Regions from separate parts of the Homo sapiens genome. Here region 2 is linked to region 1. Evidence: chromatin loops called from intact Hi-C (ENCODE). Cell type or tissue: mammary epithelial cell. All regions are shown on one strand. Links, peaks and the distances in the headings refer to the core of each region. The heading gives the core; the rest is flanking DNA.

Region 1 (6,659 bases), core at 1,666-4,165:
TCTTTGTTTGTGTGACTATGTCTCTCCTTATTCCCCCTTGGACTGGAATGTCCACAAAGGCAGAGATCTCAACTTTTGTTCAGCACCATATCCTGGCACAAGGGAGACCTCTGAAGATACGGAAGCAGCCCACTACACCTAACCATCCCTCTGATGGAAAAGCAATCATTTAGCAAGACGATTTTCAGCAAATTCACCCAAAGCTAGCAAAAAAAGTGTTGAATGAATGAATGAATGAATGAATAGCGAGTTTGCTTAAATTTCAAGGAACATTTAGATTAGATATAGTTGTTGGGAGGGGAAACCACTTTCTTTATACGAGTAGAAGGAGCCTGGGCAACATAGAGAGACTCATCTCTACAAAAAATAAAAAAAAGGAAGGAGGCTGGGTGCGGTGGCTCACGCCTGTAATCCCAGCACTTTGGGAGGTTGAGGCGGGCAGATCACTTGAGCTCAGGAGTTCAAGACCAGCCTGGCCAACATGGTAAAACCCCATCTCTACTAAAATACAAAAATTAGCTGGCCGTGGTGGTGCATGCCTGTAATCCCAGCTACTCGGGAGGCTGAGGCAGGAGAATCGCTTGAACCTGGGAGGTGGAGGTTGCAGTGAGCCAAGATTGCGCCACTGCACTCCAACTTGGATGAGGGCAGAGCGAGACTCCATCTCAAAAAAAAAAAAAAAAAAAAATTAGCTGGGCGTGGTGGCATGCACCCAGCTACTTGAGAGGCTGAGCGGGAGGATCACTTGAGCCCAGGAGGTCGAGGCTTCAGTGAGCTGTAATCATGCCAGTGCACTCCAGCCTGGGGGACAGAGTGACCAGGTAGACCCTGTCTCAAAAAAAAAAGAGAGAGTAGAAAGGAGAAAATTAGGCAGTGGGTCTCAGGGACCTCCCCGTTGGTTAAAAGTGTTATGACTCAGGAAGACAAATGCCACATGTTCTCCCTCATGTGTGGGAGCCAAACAAGTGGATCTCATGAAGATAGAGAATAGATCGGTGGTTACCAGGGCTGGGAAGGGTGGGGAGGTGGGGGAATAAAGAGAGCTTGCTTAGTGCGTACAAACACATATTTAGGTAGAAATAATACGACTTAGTGTTCAGCCAGGCACGGTGACTCACACCTGTAATCCCAGCACTTTGGGAGGAAGAGGCGGGCAGATCACCTGAGGTCAGGAGTTTGAGACCAGCCTGGGTGACCAAGCAAGACCCTATCTCTACAAAAAATGTAAAAATCTGCTGGGCGTGGTGGCACGCACCTGCAGTCCCAGCTACTCGGGGAAGCTGAGGTGGGAGGATCGCTTGAGCCCAGGAGTTGAAGGCCACAGAGAGCTGTAATCCAGTCACCGTGCCCAGCCAAGAGCAGTCAGTCTGTTACAAAGCCCTCTGTTACTGTTACAAAGCCCCTCTTTGGAGAGGCATGAAGTCAGCAGAACTGGCTGTGCCCGGGGCAATTTCCCCACTGTGTCCACACCTTCTGGGGACTTGTAGGAAAGGACTTCTGGGGCTTCTTCATCTCTTTATCTGCTGCCAGTCATAGTGCCTTGGGTCAGAGAAGCTGCAGGTTTGCAGCCAGCGGAGGTGAGTGCGAGCAAGGGGGAGCCTCCCCTAAGATGCTGCAGAGGCCCCAGTCCTCACCCCATCTCCCTTGGACTTTCCTGCTCCCAGGAAGCTGTGGCTCCCAGGCCCAGGCCCTGGCTCCCAGGAAGCCTCTGCCGAGTCAGGACAAAGGGCATCTTAGCGGGGCAGAAGGCATGAGTGCTGGCTGGAGGGGAAGTGGGTACTAGGGCCATCCTGGCTAAGTCAGCCTGCCAGGCAGGATGGCAGCAAAGTGCAAGTCATGGTGAGTTAGGCACGGGCAGCCTCACAGCAGGAATGCCCGGCCCTCCTAGCCCAGGCGGAACCTGCCTGAGTCACCGCCTGGCTGCAGCCCCAGCTGCAGAGCCTCTGCAGACCAGCCCACACCCCGGCCATCCTGGAAGGGACACAGCGGGCATGCCAGGAGGACATGCCAGGGCACGCTTGGGTTGGTACTGCCAGTCTCTTGGGGTCTGGGAAGCCCCGTCCTGGATCTTAACGGACACGGAATGCACCCTCATCACACATGAAATATAATGTTTACTCGAAAAATGCAAAGAAAATTTAAGTTTTGTTTCTTCACAATAATCACACAAATGTAATTTTACAAACATAATACACATTGTTTAGCTCAGACTTTTTCTTTTGTACGTACTTGGTTTGCCCCTTTCTCAATATGAGTGTCTCATCTGTAATCCACAATATTTTCCCTAAGTTTTTCTCAGTGCTTATTTGACATACACAAAAATGTACATGACACACTGGAAGCTGTCAGCATTTTAAAAGCAGAGCCTCATCATGCACCCTCTTCTGCATCTTCTGACCCCACTCCCTCCGGGGCGGCCGGGAGCTGGAGTCCATTCCTCCTCATGGCCGTGTGAAAGCAGTGGTAAGCATGTAGAATGTGCAAGCAACCACAATGTTCCCCGTGGATGGGAGACCACTTTGCCTTCCACTTTGGATCAATGCTCCATGGGCCGCTTTGCATGTCTTGGCGTGTGTATTTCTGCGTGTTAGATCCCAGGGATGCTGGCTTTGTCAGTCTTCACAGGTGTTGCCGGTGACTATCCACCAAGGTGGCCCTAAGGGGCTGTTGTAGTTCCAGCTGGCCTGGCAGTGTGTGGCACTCTGCCGTTTCCCTGCCGCCTAGTGGCTGGTGCATTCCTCACTGTGCAATGGCCATTGGCATTTGCCCATTTCTTGGAAGGGTTTGTGTTTTCCTTGTCAGTGTCTAGGAGCTCTTTGTATATTACAGCCATCTGCATCACTAGTATTTTCCTGAATCTATCATTTATCCACGGACTTTATTTATGGTATATTTTGTTATATAAAAGTTTTTATAAAGCTAAATAGAACTCTCCTGTTTTAGTTTAGATTAGGAGGGTACTCCTTGCCCCAGGATTAATTCCTAATTTTCTGCTAAGATTTTTATTGTTTTATTATTCACTTTGAATCCATCAAGAGTTGATTTTACAAATGCAAATGGAAATGCACATTGATTTTCTTTTTCTTTTTCTTTCTTTCTTCCTTTTTTTTTTTTTTTGAGACAGAGTCTCACTCTGTCACCCAGGCTGGAGTGCAGTGGCACGATCTCGGCTCACTGCAACCTCTGCCTCCCGGATTCAAGCAATTCTGTGCCTCAGCCTCCTGAGTAGCTGGGACTACAAGCACCTGCCACCACGCCCGGCCAATTTTTGTATTTTTAGTTGAGATGGGGTTTCACCATCTTGGCCAGGCCAATCTTGAACTCCTGACCTTGTGATCCATCTGCCTCGGCCTCCCAAAGCGTTGGGATTACAGGCGTGAGCCACCGCGCCCAGCCCACACGTTGTATTTTTTTTTTGCAGATGCACAACCTGTGTGCCAGCATCGTTTAATAACAACTCCACCCCTTCCTGACCCTTTGCTATGTGCCAGGTCTGAGCACTTCCATGTATGAACTCCTTTAGTCCTCACAAGCACCCAAGAGGCAGAAACTATCATTATTTCCATGAGAGATGAGGAACTGAAGAACACAGAGGCTAAGTGATTTGCATAAGGTCACACAGCTAGTGAGTGATCGAGCCAGGTTTCACCCGAGAATCTGACCTGGCATCCCCTTGAGGAGACTCATATCCTGGGGAGTCCTTCCCCCCAGGTTTGCAAACATATTGCCAGAGTGTGGAATACGGTTTTCTCCAAATTCTATTCTCATTCCTAGTCTTGAACGTGTCTGCTATCCCCATTCCCCTTCCCAGGGAAACTGCAAATCACGATGTGCCCAGGTCTGTCTCATCAGTGCTTGCAGAGACCAGTCCATGCGTGGGGTCGCTCATCCACTCTAAAAGAAGTATGAATGGGATGCGTGTTGGTTTCCCAGCTCATTGATTTCCGTTTCTATCAATTCCTAGTTTCTTTTGGTGCTTAAACTATATAGGTCCTTTATTTTTGTTTTCCTATTATAACACAGGAGTGAAAGTGTTTGCTTTTCCTCTGAATTTGCTGCTGGAGCTCAAGCGAGAGTTCGCCTTCAAAGATGCCCTCTACATGTGTGAGGTCACCTGAAGTTCGCTGTCCCCTGATCCTCCTGAACATGAGGGAGAACTGGTTGGATCCCCCAGCTAAGTGGCAGACACTGGTTTTGGTGGCCACAGGGGGCAGCCCGTGTGACAGGCACATGCTAAGGCCTGCCAGTGGAGGAGGTAGTACCTTTGAAGATGCCATTGACCACCTGGCCACAGCCAGCCAGGGGCCTGGTAGCAGGGGGTGTCACCTGAGACAAGCCGTCCTGGATGGCCTCCAGCAACTCAGGGATAACATGGGCTTCGGGAGGGACCCTCTGGTCCAGCTGCCCCACCCAACCACCCTTATTAGCTCCAAGTCCCTCTCCAAGCCTTTGCCAAACTCCCCAGACCCACTGCTCTCCTCCTTTTCCCATCCTGGTTCCCCATCTTCCTTATCTCCACCATCCACCCAGGAGGCGTCTGCCACTGCTGACATGCTGTCGGCTCCCCCTTGGTGCGAGAGGTAGGCTCCCAGAAAGACCCTGGAAAGTCCCTGCCACCCACACCACCAATGGGGCTGCCCCCACCCCAGGAGTCTGGTTGGGGGAACCCATTTATGCTGTTCCTCTACCTGGCCCTCCTGCTGGAGCACCGCAACCACACCATGTGCAATGCGCTGGATGACAACGAGCTGGCCATGTGCTTTGACCGCCTCATGTGAAAACGCCACCTGGGGCGTGTCCTGTGCTGGGCCAGGGCTCTCTTTGCTGATTACCTGCAGTGTGGGACTTGGAGGAGGGGGCTGAGGCCACAGCTACATCTTGATCAGGCTTTCTCCAGCCCACCATCAGCCCCACCAGATCTCCATTCTTTGCCATGAGGGCCAACACGTGAGAACCCACCTCCCTGCCTGCCAGCCCTAGACCTGCTGGAGCATAGAGCCCTTCCTCCCCAGGTCTAAGTAAGTATGCAGGGGCCTGCTCTGCCACTGCCCCAGAGGAGCCACGGCCTCTTTACTCTGTTTCTGCTGTTTTAACAACTATACTTTACACACATGAAAAAAAAAGAATCTCCACCTATTAAATCAAATGTATTGGTTATTCTTTTATATCATTCCTTTTTATTGACTGGCCTGAGAGCTGTGTATTGACATCGCCCACTGTAACTGTATTTGGATCAAGCTCTCCTTACAATTCTAGTAATTTTGGCTTTGTGTATTTAACCATCATTTTGCTTAGTCCATATGGGTCTATGACTTTTTTCCTTTATAAGATTTGCTTTTCATCATCACATGTTCTAAGCTGAAAGTCCGCCTGTCTGTGGCTCACACTGCTGGCACGCCACGTCTGTGTCTTATCTGTCCACACACGGACCGCCCCCAGCCCTTCTCGACCTTGCTGTTCCGCATGCATCCCGTCAATCCTGCAGAGCTAGGGCTTGTTTTCAGACAATATCCTGACAGCCTCTCTTTGTGTAATGGCTGAAATACTTGGGGTTATCCTCTCAATTTCCCCCTGTATGGAGCGGTTTACTTCCTCCGGTTATTTCCTCTTGCCTCCAGTGCTGTTCCTTCCACTTCCCCTGGCTTGTCTGTGAGTTCTTCCTACCTTTCCGCTGTGTCGATGGGTCCTCCCGTCTCTGCTCCGTAATCACAGGCGCATTTCTCTACCCACTGTTTCCCACTCTGGGCTGCCCTCCTTTGCCAGGACACGAGCTTCAGACTCACCTCCGCTCCACTGCCACCCCAGGCCTTGGCTGTAGCATTTGGGATGGGCACCCCTCCCCCTCCCCACCTCTGTGCCCCAAGGTTTTTGCCCCCCACTTAAAACTAAAAGTACAGAGCCCTCCTGTACTTTTAGTTTTACACTATTATTTGGCCCAAGTGAGGTATGAATACAAAATGACTTTTTTCCCAATTACTGCCTCCCACTGTCCCTTGTCCAACCTTTATTATCCATCCCTAGGACACCCCAACAGCTCCCATCCCTTCCTGGCTGGTGTCCCATATCAAAACGCCAGGTCCAGGAGAATTTATTAAGCTGACCCTAGTGAATGCGCTTCTGCCCAGCCTGGATTGGGCCTGTGGCCCTGAGGAAGGGGACAAGGAAGGCCTCATTACCCCGCCCACCCTGGGTCTCCCTTTCCCTCTGGAATATCGGCTGGTAGGAGAAAAATGGGCAAGAGCGAAGGACTTCTGACTTAACTGGTGCTCCTGGGAGGTGCTGCTCTTCACAGCCCCTGCAGTGCTTACCCACCACTGGGTTCCTGGAGAGGGAGGGAGATTCCTGCTGCCCCCCATACTCTCCGCCAAGTACCTTCCATGGGGCCCCTCACCTCACCAGCAGGTCCCTGGCCATGGCATCGGCAAGGTGGCCCACCCAGCAAGCCTCCTGGGGTGCAGCTGGCCCAGAGGGAGCGAACGCATTGTCCCCATGCAAGACGCCTGTGCAGGCACCGCACTCAGCCCCTCTCTGCCCAGCCATCTCTGTCTCATTCTTTTTTCTTGCTCAACCAGCTCAAATGACACAGACGGTGGCTCAGCTAGTCCTTTGTATGAGAAGACATCCCAACGGGCAATGAAACGCCACCCCTTTCCTTGCAG
Region 2 (6,659 bases), core at 2,400-4,899, 180 kb before region 1:
AATTGTTCATAGAAGTAACTTGAGCCTGAAAGAATGTTGTCTATTTATCTTCAGAGAGGATTTTCTTTTCCTTCTGTTGGACACTGAGGGTGACCAGCAGTCTAGGGCAATCTTGGAAATGGAGCTTTCTGGAGCACCCAGCCAAACTGAAGGTGTGCTGCAGCCAGTGTGAGGCTTGGTTTACTTCTTCTGGTTCATGCTTTTTTTTTTTTTTTTTTTTTAAAAGCAGTCTCACCCTATTGCCCAGGCTGGAGTGCAATGGTGCGATCTCAGCTCACTGCAACCTCCGCCTCCCGGGTTCAAGCGATTCTCCTGCCTCAGCTTCCCAAGTAGCTGGGATTATAGGCGCCCACCACCATACCTGGCTAATTTTTGTATTTTTAGTGGATATGGAGTTTCACCACGTTGGTCAGGCTGGTCTCGAACTCCTGACCACAAGTGATCCACCCTCCTCGGCCCCCCAAAGTGCTGGGATTACAGGCGTGAGCCACCACACCTGGACTGGTTCATCCTTAAGTCTTGGATGCAGCCCTTTGGGGTTCTAACCACAAGTACAGAGAGGTTTGCCAGGGCCTGATTCTTGGTAGGTACCCAAGTCGCCAAAGCCCTGGTCAGCGTCTCAGTCATGTGATCTGGATGTAGGTCTCTCTGACCTGCATCCTCTCATCTCTCTGATCTGAATGAACTCTCTGATGTGAAGCAGCCTCAGAGGCTGGGCAGCCCCTCTGGGTTTCCTTCGTCCCTGGATCTTGCCCTGGTGACTCTTCATTACATTGTTTGCATTCTGATGCCTTCAAGATGATATTTAATTTGTTTTATTGAGGTTCTATAATGATCTTCAGGGAAGGGTTGGTGGATGTTTTCTACCATCTTGCCAATTTCCCTGATTTGTGAAATCCGCATAACAATAGCACTTATCCCTGTTGTTGTTTTTGAGTCTCACTCTGTCGCCCAGGCTGGAGTGCAGTGGCTCGTTTTCACTGCAACCTCTATCTCCCAGGTTTAAGTGATTCTCCTGCCTCAGCCTCCTGAGTAGCTGGGATTACAGGTGTGTGCGGTGGTGTACCACCACACCCTGCTAATATTTGTATTTTTAGCAGAGACGGGATTTCACCATGTTGGCCAGACTTTTCTTGAACTCCTGACCTCAAGTGATCCGCCTGGCTCGGCCTCCCAAAGTACTGGGATTACAGGCGTGAGCCACCACACCCGGCCTAACAATGGCACTTACTTTTATACTACCGCTGTTGGGGTTGAGAAGCACCCAGAACTGCCTGACCAGGGAAAGCATTTTGTTAAGTGTGAGCTGGTATGATTCTGTTCAAAATGATTTTCTTTTTCTCCCTCCCTCCCTCCCTCCCTTTTTCTCTCTTTCTCTCTTTCTCTGTCACCCAGGCTGGAGTGCAGTGGTGCGATCAAGGTTCACTGCAGCCTTGACCTCCTGGGCTCAAGCAACCTGCCTGTCTCAGCCTTCCAAAGTGCTGGGATTAGAGGCATGAGCCACTGCACCCGGCCCAAAATGATTTTCTTTCAGAACTCTGAGGATATTGCTACATTCCTAACATTCATCCACTTATGCTCATTAGGAAGTGGGATGGCCAAGCTTATTCTCGTGCCATTATGTAATATGCCTTCATTTTTCTCTTCGGAAGCTTTTAGGACATTTTCTTATTATTATTCCTTTTTTTTTTTTTTTGAGATAGGGTCTTGTTCTGTCACCCAGGCTGGAGTGCAGTGGTGCAATTATAGCTCACTGCAGTCTCAAACTCCTAGGCTCAAACAGTCCTCCCGTTTTAGCCTCCTGAGTAGCTGGGATTACAGGTGCGTGCCACTATGCTCAGCTAACTCTTTAATATTTTTGTAGAGACCAGGTCTTGCTTTGCAGCCCAGGTTGGTCTTGAACTTCTGGATTCAAGCAATCCTCCTGCTTTAGCCTCTCAAAGTGTTGGGATTACAGGTGTGAACCACCACGCCTGGCCTATTACTCTTACTGTTCTGAAGTGTCTTGAGACTAAGTCTAGGTGTGAATCATTATCTGCTTGAAACTGTTGGGGTGAAGGAGAAGCTATCCCCTTGCCCTCCGATGGTTCACTGAAAAATCAACTTATAATAAGGCCGATGAATAAGAGAAAAGGCATACAAATGTATTTAACCATGCAAAAGGGAAGAATCACAGTCATTACCCAACATCCCAGTGAGGCCCAACACTCATATAACCAACTTTCAGAGGGGAGAGAGGAGATAGGGCATTTGGTGCTTCTGTTGAGGGATAGTAAATGAGTACTAGGGAAAATGATTGAATATTTTGCAGAATGAATGGATTGGGGGCAGGGTGGACAGACTGGTTCCCTTTGGAAGTTGAATGAACCTGAGAGACTGGCATTATTTTGTAAAAGGTTTGGCAATTGTTCTTCTTGGTGGGTTTGTCTGGCTTTTATGTAGATGGGGAAAAGTCTCTTTCAAGGCCTGTTGATCTCCAAAGAGTTTTTAATTTAAAATACTCATTATACCAGGGAGCCATATCTTGGGGTGAAATTCTCTGCAATCCTTCAATACTTAGTAGGCCCTTTGATGTGAACGGTCACATCTTTCTCCCATTCTGTGAATAGCCTTGTATTCTTTCTTCCTTCCTTTTTTTTTTTTTTTTTTGACACTGGGTCTCTCTCTGTCACTCAGGCTGGACTGCAGTAGCACAATCATAGCTAACTGCACCTCGATATCCTGGGCTCAAGTGATCCTCCCACCTCAGTCTCCCAAGTAGTTGGGACTATAGGCATACGCCATCAGGCCCAGCAAAGTTTTTGTTTGTAGAGATGAGGTATCACTATGTTGCCCAGGCTGGTCTTGAACTCCTGGGCTCAAGGGATTCTCCCACCTCAGCATCCCAAAGTGTTGGAATTACGGGCGTGAGCCATCGCACCCAGACTTGAATTATTTCTTAGGTTGTTTCTCCTTGTGTTTTGTTCTGAAATGCTTATTAGATGGGTGTTGGCTCCTTGAAAATTTCCCCTGTGAATCCTTTTTTTTTTTTCCCTTGGAGTGGAGTTTTGCTCTTGTTGCCCAGGCTAGAGTGCAATGGCACCATCTTGGCTCACCCAAACCTCTGCCTCCTGGGTTCAAGCGATTCTCCTGCCTCACTGCCTCAGCCTCCTGAGTAGCTGGGATTACAAGCATGTGCCACCATGTCCGGCTAATTTTGTATTTTTAGTAGAGACGGGGTTTCTCCATATTGGTCAGGCTGGTCTCTAACTCCCAACCTCAGGTGATCTGCCTGCCTCAGCCTCCCAAAGTGCTGGGATTACAGGCATGAGCCACCGCGCCCGGCTTCCCTGTGAATTTTAATGGAGAGGGCTACCTTATTTCTCTAGCTCCTGGGAGAGTGCTCCCTGGAGCACCCAAGCCAGCGCTGGTAGGATCATCGGTGTTCGTGAAGGAGTGAGTGGAGGGGCACTCTGCGATAAGATTTCTTTTATTTATTCACTGTAGCAATAGTGTCCTGAATTAACTTTCTCTCCACTATTAGCACATATTCCTTTTATACATAGCCCTTTATAAAAATGAAAAAAAAAATCCCTTTTAAGCTGCTAAGTTCCTTTTTCCTCCCAGGGTGCCCTGAAAACCTTGAAGGAATTTTAACGAACGATGTTGGAAAGACAGGCGAGCCTCAGTCAGATCAGCAGATGCGCCAAGAAGAACCTTTGCCGGAACATCCACAGGACGGCGCTAAATTGTCCAGGAAACAGCTGGTGCTGCGGCGAGGGCTTCTGCTCCTGGGGGTCTTCTTAATCTTGCTGGTGGGGATTTTAGTGAGATTCTATGTCAGAATTCAGTGACGTGGTAGGAAAGAAAGTCAGGTCAAGTGATGCTTTTGAGCTTACACACAATTCACAGGCCCACCAGTGACAATTTACTGTGAGTTAATGTCATTCAGGTGTGCCCATGGATTTTGAGGGCTGGAAATGCAAAGACACATTTTTCTATAAAAAGAAAAAGCAACTAAGGTTAAAAGCTATATTGTGGCCCAAGACACTGTCTGAAAGATGACATGAGTAGTAATTCACCACTATCTGAACCAAGCAAGGATCAATGTGCTGACTGCATTGGCCAATGGCTTTGATACTTCTGCTATTTTTTTAGACACAAACCCATAAACTAACTGCTTAAGAATTCATACTGCTTGAATTATGTAAAATATATTTTACAGTATATCTTTCCTTGGGCCTTAGATTACTATTCACTGGGCAAATGGTATTTGTTTTTGTTTTAATTTTTTTTTTAATAGACGGAAGTCTTGCTCTGTCATGCAGGCTGGAGTGCGGTGGTGCGATCATAGCTCACTGCAGCCTCGAACTCTTGGGCTTCAAGCAATCCTCCTGTGTCAGCCACCAGAGTAGCTGAGACTACAGGGGTATGCCACCATGCCCAGCTGGCATTTGTTAATCTTCATTTGAGGTCTAGATCTAGGCACTGTGGACACTGAAAAACAGTTGGGAAATCTTTCGAGCTGTGGAAATCCAAACAAAGACTGATAATTCCTGGTAGGGGTGTGTGCGTGACGTACTGCAGCCTCAACCTCCTGGGCTCAAGTGATCCTCCCACCTCAGCCTCCTGAGTAGCTGAGACCACAGGCGTGTGCCACCACGCCTAGCTAATTTTTTATACCAGGGTCTACCCTTTGTTTCCCAGGCTGGTCTTGAATTCCTGGGATCAAGCAATCCTTCCACCTTGCCCTCCCAAAGTGTTGGGATTATAGGCATGAGCCACCACGACTGGCCAGAGGACAAAATTTTAATAAAGGTCTTAGCTTAAGCAGTAATCCTACTTCATTAAGCCTTCCTGGGGTGCGGTACACACCGTTAATTCAGCAACCCTCAGTACATACTAAGTATGCTCAGTGCTGTGAAAGTGGATTACACCAAATTAAGTCATTCTTATCACACCCAATCAAAAGTCAAGAAGCCAGGGATAAAAGCACCTCAGGCACATAACATTAATCTAGTAATGTAATTCTCTGCACATCCAGCTGGTGAAACTGCGTGCTGTAAGCTGGGACCAGCTTTGTCCATAACTGCTGAGAGAACTTGCTGAAGCTCTAGGAATAATTTTGCCTGCCCGGTTGCTCACCAGTTGTAGCTTGCCAGCTCCCAACACCCTTCCTGGTGCCAATAAACTTTCTCAAAGAGCAATACTGACATTTCTTTTGATAAAACCTCCAGCCTTCTCTGTGTTGTTCCGACATACCGAGGACCAACTGGTCTACATGGATGCCCTGAACATGCAATTCTTTCTTCCAAAATAAAACATTAAATAGAGATTTTGCCTCTACATTTTTGACTTAGTGCTAGGATGGATATAATGCTCTAGGCATGGCCTTTTCCTGAAATAACAAAATCAGAAAAGTTACCTACTTTGAGTAAAAAACACCCAACTGCTGATTTTGGTTGGGGCCACCTTAAGGTATCTCTACCCTCAGTGCCTTGTTCTTGGGGCCACGAGGCCCATTCTCCAGGAAGGCAGGTAAAGGCTTGCACTGTGGCCCTCGGGGTTGGGCCTGGGGGCAGGGGGCAGACACCACAGAGGCCCCTCCCCAGCTCCTCGTCAGGAACCCTCGAACCCTGTCTCCATTCCCCTCGCACAGGACTCCCTGCCCTTCCCCTTGCCAGGTAGGGCAGGGACCCCCTGGGGATAAGAGGAGGTTCTTTCAACCACCAGCCACAAATAGCCGCGGCCAGGAGGCCACCCCGGGCCGCCAGGAGCAGGGAGGCTGGGGTCCCTGCGAGGCAGGACCCCTCCTCTCCCGGAAACACTGAACCCGCAGCAAGCCCAGGCCAGAAGCATGCCAGAAAGCGCCAGCCCTGTGCTCCGCGGGAGGATGGAATCACCAGCTCAGTCCTGTCTGCCCACCCTCTAGGCATTTTGCTCTTCCAACCTGACCTACAAACTCTCCTGATAAAAACCCGTGTCATCCAAAAGCACACGAGGGGTCCTCTCACGCAGGGACCCCTTCCCCGAGCCCCCTTCATAAGCCCCCAAGGGCCCTCCCGGTGCCCTCCCCCAGAGTTCTGCGGGCGGCGACCATTGCCCTGGGCGTCTGGAGCGGGTCCGGGACGGGGAGGGGCGGGGCTGGGTGGGATCGGGTCGCCCCCCTCACCCCCACACCGCGCTGCGGTCCCGCGCCCGCGCCGCCGCCAGCCGCTCCCAGCCTCCGCATGGAGGCCCCTGCGGCCGCCGACGCCCCGGTCCCCGCCGAGCTCCCCGCCGCCGCCAAGGACCGGCCCCCATAGCGGCTCCGGGCCCTCGGATGGCGTGACGGCTTGTGGGGCCTGCGGGGTGCGCTGCCCCCGGACCTGCGGGGGGAGGCGGCTGAGCTGGCGGCGCTCGCGGGCCCAGTGGTGAGTGCGGCGTCCTCACGCCCAGCCCGACGCCTCCGGAGCGGCCGCCGCGCAGGGGTGGGCGCGGGCTTCCAGGAGGGAGGGCGGCTGTGAACGCGCCTTGCTTTCCGCGCCTCCGCAGTTTCTTGCGCAGTTGATGATCTTTATAATCAGCCTCGTCAGCTCCATCTTCTGTGGACATCTGGGCAAGGTCGAGCCGGACGCTGTCACGCTCGCCGTCACGGTGGGTGCCTGATTTCGCCCCTGTAGGAGCCGACGGGCGGCCAA

Evidence for each region. Hi-C counts contacts between places; a loop is a spot of excess contacts. Peaks named below come from ENCODE experiments on the same cell type or tissue, not always from the same donor. Only the 100,000 strongest peaks of a DNase experiment are listed, where the experiment ranks them.
Region 2: a loop joins it to region 1, with 3 times the contacts of the local background. A loop is called at or near these places in 2 of 110 quality-filtered maps.

The regions. Positions count from the first base shown.
Region 1 is chr17:19,751,328-19,757,986 of GRCh38, forward strand. It overlaps the pseudogene LOC441784. Among named protein-coding and RNA genes, the nearest start is that of ALDH3A1, 6.4 kb to the left of the region's middle. RefSeq lists enhancers at 1,404-2,603, 1,456-1,986, 4,504-4,743 and a silencer at 3,564-3,703. In mammary epithelial cell, for the core only: CTCF peaks have their summits at 1,877 and 2,720 (motif pointing left); DNase peaks (open chromatin) are centred at 1,924 and 2,614; H3K27ac peaks cover 1,145 bases.
Region 2 is chr17:19,573,721-19,580,379 of GRCh38, forward strand. It overlaps SLC47A1 (solute carrier family 47 member 1), which reads left to right. Exons shown (of 17, transcript NM_018242.3): 17 at 3,607-5,314. The coding sequence ends at 3,833. It also overlaps the pseudogene SLC47A1P1. Among named protein-coding and RNA genes, the nearest start is that of SNORA59B, 19 kb to the left of the region's middle. RefSeq lists an enhancer at 2,102-2,677. In mammary epithelial cell, for the core only: no CTCF peak of the experiment used is centred there; no DNase peak of the experiment used is centred there.